2 separate regions of the Homo sapiens genome follow, and region 1 is linked to region 2. Evidence: chromatin loops called from intact Hi-C (ENCODE). Cell type or tissue: heart right ventricle. All regions are shown on one strand. Each heading gives the region's core, and the rest is flanking DNA. Links, peaks and the distances in the headings are about the cores only. Region 1 overlaps RBBP8NL (RBBP8 N-terminal like). Region 2 overlaps MIR1-1HG (MIR1-1 host gene).

Evidence for each region. Peaks named below come from ENCODE experiments on the same cell type or tissue, not always from the same donor. Only the 100,000 strongest peaks of a DNase experiment are listed, where the experiment ranks them.
Region 1: it touches region 2 in a loop (2.7-fold over the local background); 1 of 110 quality-filtered maps calls a loop at or near these places.

The regions. Positions count from the first base shown.
Region 1 is chr20:62,423,366-62,426,264 of GRCh38, forward strand. The region is part of intron 1 of RBBP8NL (RBBP8 N-terminal like); the gene reads right to left. Among named protein-coding and RNA genes, the nearest start is that of RBBP8NL, 2.7 kb to the right of the region's middle. RefSeq lists an enhancer at 1-435. In heart right ventricle, for the core only: no CTCF peak of the experiment used is centred there; no DNase peak of the experiment used is centred there; H3K27me3 peaks cover 2,346 bases.
Region 2 is chr20:62,570,740-62,573,638 of GRCh38, forward strand. MIR1-1HG (MIR1-1 host gene) reads left to right here. Exons shown (of 4, transcript NR_171007.1): 4 at 1-25. It also overlaps the pseudogene RPL7P3. Among named protein-coding and RNA genes, the nearest start is that of MIR133A2, 7.3 kb to the left of the region's middle. RefSeq lists a silencer at 1,089-1,178 and an enhancer at 1,369-1,498. In heart right ventricle, for the core only: a CTCF peak has its summit at 1,487; a DNase peak (open chromatin) is centred at 342; H3K27ac peaks cover 490 bases.

The sequences.
Region 1 (2,899 bases), core at 173-2,672, 150 kb before region 2:
ATGGCTCTGGTGCACCCAGCTGCACTGGCTTTTCCTGGCCAAGGGGGCCCCTGGGAGGAAGATGTCAGAGCCGGGGCCTCCCTGGGCTCAAGCAGCTGAGGAGGGCCAGGAGGGGGCGGAGCTGCAGCTCCTGAAACTCCCCCCAGACCCGCCCAACAGGCCACTCTTCCCTGGCCCCCAGCATCTGCCATGTGGGCTGGGCCGACGCCCATAAAGGAGCCGCCCAAGGGAGCCCATGGTGCCTGCGGGCCTGGGAGAGGTCTCTGGGGTCCACACGAGAGGTGGGCTTCCTTCCCAGTGAAGTCACTGTGGTGCAGAGGCTGGGACGGAGCCTCTGCTGTGCCTCCCACTCACAGGATCCTTTCTGTGCCCGAAACCACCTGCAGCACTCCTAGAGTGCTGGAGAGCTCCGGGGAAGGGATGGGAGGTGGAGGGAAGTTGCAAGCCTTGGTGCTTTTGGGGAGAAGAAATGAACCAGGATTGTAGAAATTCACCCAGACCCGCACCCGCAGCCTTGAGCCAGGGGTCAGCAGCGGGGTCAGTGGGGCTGGCTTTTTCTTCCCGAGTCAGCCTTCTCTGGGTTTGTTGGGCTTGCCAAGGGCAGCTAGGGGTGCTGGGGCTGGGGGAACTCGGAAGGAGGGTCTCCTCCAGGCCTGGGTGGGGGCTGCAGTGGGGCTGTGATGGGGGAGCAAGCCTACCGGGGCGGGGAGGGGCTGGGCTGAGGCTCATGGGGGGCTTCACAGGGCTGGGGTGAGAGAGCTGAGCTCTGGTCCAGGGTCACCCTCAGCCACTCCTCCCACTCCCAGACCCTCCCACTCGGGAGTCCAGGCTGGAGGGTCTCTGTGGGTGCTGAGCCCCCTGGAAGGAGTGGGGGAAGGGGAGGGCAGGCTAGTGAGCCGCTGTCCCACCTGCTGCTTGCAGCTGGGCCGTGGGGGGGGCAGGTGTGAGGGGCGCATGTCTGTCCCCCTCGACACCACTCTCACCCCACCATGCCTTGCCCTCTGCTCCATTTTGCCACTGAGAACACGACCCAGAGGTGGCGTCTTGCCCACGGTCAAAGCTAGTGAGAGCCGGGCTGGGCTTCAGCTAACCCAGGCCGGCAGCTCCGCCTCCTGCAGTGAGGTGCTACTGGTGCCAGCACCTTTGCCTTCGGGGGACTGCTCCTTAAAACCAAGGGGCGACGTGCTGCTCTCACCAGAACGGAACAGAGCCCATCCAGTAAACGGGTGCCTCTTATCCCCCGGACAGGGCCCAGGAGAGCCCTCCATGGGGAGCCTGAGGCTGGCAGACCACCTTCCACCTCATGTCCTCATCCAGGGAATGGACATGCACTGTGGGCCCTGCCTGTCCCTCAGGACTCCCACCTCCCTCTAAAGGCCCCCCAGAGCCTGCACCTGCCCTCCTAGGGTCTCCACCCACTCTCCCAGGGCACTCTGGAGTGGCCACTCAGAGGGGGCAGAGGTTTGCTGTTGTTAATCCTACCTCACGCATTCTCAGAGCCCCAGCAGAGAGGGTGCACCCCCCCCACCCGCTGAGCTGGCTGGGGCGGGGCAGGGGTCGCATTCCTGAAGGGTGCTGGCTGGAGAGTCAGTCTGGGCGGAGGGTAAAGGTGTGGGCTTCCCAGTCAGCAGCCCTGGTGGGGCTCTCGGACCCATCTCTGCTCTCTATGCGGCCTTGGGCAAGTTGCTTTTCCTCTCTGAGCCTGTTTCCTCACCTGGGGGTGACAGCACCCCTGCCCCTGTATCAGGCTGCTTAGAAGCTCCTCACAGGTAATGCCTGTGTGGCCAGGAGCTCCGTAGACAGGAGCGCTCAGTGAGCAGCCGAGGGAGACCCCGATTCACCTGCGCCTCCCTCATGACCTGCGCCTCCCTCATGTGGGACCCCAGGTGTCCAGCAGTGCTGACGGCAGGACCCTCTGTGCTTGGACAAGGTCAAGTCTCATTGCCACAAAGGCCTTGTGCAGGAGGACGCAGCCCTCCCCACGCTCAGGGCAGAGGTCCGGCTTCTGACGGTGATGACACTCATCCTTGGACGGCTGCTCACTACGGACTCCAATGGGCTCACGGCATCTCTGTGGCTACACCCAGGGGAGATGCCACCTGCCTCCCACACACAGGCCAGGGAATCACAGGCCCAGCTGTGGCCCTGGCAGGACTGGACATTGTCCGGCCGAGTGCCAAAACCCACAGTGATGCCTGTTCTTACCCTGTCCTCTGGGAGGCCGGGCCCCCTGAGCTCCTCTGCTGTCTGAGCAGGAGGCATCCGGGGCATCACTGGGCTCCCCGCCTCTCCGAGGGCACTCAACCAGAGAAGCCGCCTGGGCACCAGTGCTCCAAGGACGTCTGCCAGGCCGGCTGCTCTCCACCCCAGCCACCGACCCCCAGCAGGCTCTTTGGGGCAGGAGTGCGGAGCTGGACACTGGTACCCTCCGTCTCTGAGGCCTGGGCTGTCTGTATGTCCATCTGACTGACTGCCCACCTATCCAGGAGCAACGGTGATGGCCACAGCAGTAGCAGTGGCAGTGGCAGTGGCATAGCAGTGGCAGTGGCATAGCAGTGGCAGTGACAGTAGCAGTAGCAGTGGCAGTGGGAGTGGCATAGCAGTGGCAGTGGCAGTAGCAGTGGCAGTGGGAGTGGCAGTGGCAGTGGCAGCGGCAGTGGCATTAGCAGTGGCAGTGGCAGTGGTAGCAGTAGCAGTGGCAGTGGTGACAGTGGCAGTGGAAGTAGCAGCGGCAGCGGCAGTGGCAGTGGCATTAGCAGTGGCAGTGGCAGTGGTAGCAGTAGCAGTGGCAGTGGTGACAGTGGCAGTGGAAGCAGCGGCAGCGGCAGTGGCAGTGGCATTAGCAGTGGCAGTGGCAGTGGCTGCTGTTGATCACATACTGTTCTGTGTCAAGCACCAC
Region 2 (2,899 bases), core at 122-2,621:
AATAAAGATGAGCTGCTCATTCCCAGTTTCAGACCTTGTTTATCCTCCCCAGCTCCCCAGTGTGTTCTGGGGGAGATCCCTCCACTGTCAGACAAAAACTTCAGAATGACAGCGGTCATGCCACCGAGCACCAGCAGCATTGGCATGTGCTTCTCCTCGTCAGTGCGCCTCTGGCTCAGTCCAATGCCAAGCACTTACAGCTGGGGAAACACACACAAGCACATACACACCCCATACACTGGCACAGGCTCACATGTGCACACACCCACACATGTGCAAACACACACACGTGCAAACACACACACAGAGGCACATGCACATTCTCACACAGGCACACACAATGCACACATGCACGATGCACACACAGGCACACACGTGCACACCCAGACACATGCTTACACATGCACTTACCTGCACATTCCCACACACGGACATGCAGGCACACCCCTCCACACACACATAAACGCACATGTATGCACAGCTTCTCACAGATACACAAAGCAATGCAGGTACTCATGTATGTATACATGAGTACACATGCATGCACACAGGCACACACATGTGCACAAACATATATATGCACACACCCACACATGCACAACACACACACATAGGCACACATGTGCACACACTCACATGCACACACGCTCCCATCCCCCCACCACACAATCACACAGACGCCTAATGCCTCGCAGCAGGTGAGACCACCCATCAGTAGGATTAGGGGCCAACAGAGGGTTCCGGCAGCAGACGCAGGCAGTTTGGAGAAGGGGCTGGGTGTGAGCTAAGGCAGACAGGGGAGGCTGAGTGAGGGAGGAGGTTGGGTCCCTGAGGTGGGGGAGGGGGATGGGTGGGAGGTGGCTGAGGGAGCTTCCCTGAGAAGCTCAGAATGAGGCAGTCACATGGGGGGTTGTTTGGGCTTTCCCAGGTGAACCCTGTGCTTCCCCCTTCCCTTCCCTCTCCCTCTGTGTTCCCCTCCCCAAAGCTATGGCCCCTCACCACCCCTCTGCCCTGGCACCTCAATGAGACCCTGTGGAAGTTCCTGTAGACAGGAAGTGGGATGGGACCTGTGGGGAGGTGGGGCCTGTGGGGAGGTGGGGCCTGTGAGAAGGCGGGGCCTGTGGGAAGGCGGGGTCTGTGGGAAGGCGGGGTCTGTGGGAAGGTGGGGTCTGTGGGGAGGCGGGGCCTGTGAGAAGGTGGGGCCTGTGGGAAAGTGGGGCCTGTGGGAAGGCGGGGTCTGTGGGGAGGCAGGGCCTGTGGGAAAGTGGGGCCTGTGGGGAGGCAGGGAGCCACGACAGCCTGCCAGCTTTGCCTAACTTTTTATAACAGCTTGATTTTAAAAATGTTTCAAGTCTGTTTCAGTCTGTAGGTCCCTCCTGTTGCTCTCTCTTTTTTTTTTTATAATGTGTCTGCTGAAGGACCAGGTCGTTTGGCCTGGGGTGTGTCATGCATCAGGATTGCTGGTGGCGCCCTCTTGGTGCAGTTCTGCCTGTTCCTCTGTCCTCTGAGCTTCCTGTGTGCTGGTGGCTGGACCCGGAGACTCCTCCCACTCAGGCTGCATCCCTGCAGCAGGAACCCAGGTTCTGTTTTGTCCCCCCATCAGGAGGACACAGGTCAGGGCTGTGCACTCCTGGAATGGTGGCCAGGCTTGCTCTGTGCCTCAAGCCACTAATCCATCAAGGTTGCAAGACGGTGATGTCCTGAGTCTGGAAGTTCTTTTTCACTTATTTGTCGGGATACCTTTATGGAAACTCTTCTCCTCCACGCAGTCTCATCCCCAGTGCCACTGTCCAGAGGAAGCAGGATAAAGGCACAAATCTTCTCCTGCAGCCGCCGCTTTTCAGGAAAATGCACCAGGTCCCCGAAGCCCTCCTGAGGATTGGCTTGCTCGATACCACTGTGCGCGCAGGCCCCTTTCCAGCAGGAACTGTGGACGGCATCGAAGGGAAGAGAAGGTTCCTGCTGCACCAGAAGCCCCTTATGGAGCAGTGAAGGATTTCACAGAACTAAAGATCAGGTGCCTGAGACAGGAGTTTTTAAAAAGATGCTTTGAAAGCCAAGGGGGAAGCTGAGTTATGAGAAAGCTTTGCACCACCGCAAGGAATACAGAGCCCAGAGCTGGGATCCGAGTCACTGTGGCACTGGGACAGAGGCACTTCGTCGTACGCACCTGGGAGCCCAGACTGGCCTGGCCATTGGCAGCAGGGGGTCCCCGGTGTGGGCTTGCAGCTTGTTCACCTTTACTGTGTCTTCAGGGGCACATCTGTCCATCTCAGCAAGGCTTCAGTGAACGTGCCTTCAGGACGTGGAAGCAGACACCGCACTGTGTCGGGGGCCTGAACACGAAGTCGGTAGAGGAGCAGGTCTCCAGGCACGGCTCCGGCAACACCAACAGGAAGCGGGCCACCTTGGAGAGCGCTCTTCCACTGCTGGAGTTCCTGGTCAATACGGCATCGTCTGCGTGGAGGGTCTGATGCATGAGATCTACGCTGCTGGAAAACACTTCAAAGAAGCAGACTACCTCCTGTGGGCTGAAGTTCTCTTCTCCACCAGGTGAAATGAAGAAAAAGCCCACTCGTTTTGTAGAAGGTAGGGGTGCTGGCAGCCAGGAAGACCAGACCAGCAGGCTTTCTAGCAGAATGAACTCAGGTCTACATCATTATTTTTGTAATCTGGTAAGTTAATAAATGGTGACTGCCTTTGAATTTAAAAGAAATATGTATCATTATGGATTCATGAACCGAAACGTGTTTGGTAGGTCTCAGTCCACTGCAATTATTATCATCTTTGCAGCTCAGATCGTCCTGTCTCTGGCCAGGTGTGTCTCATCGGGTGGACCCCACGTCCTGCGTGCTCTCTCAGGGTCAGCTTGGTTGTCATATAATTTACATACAAAAAA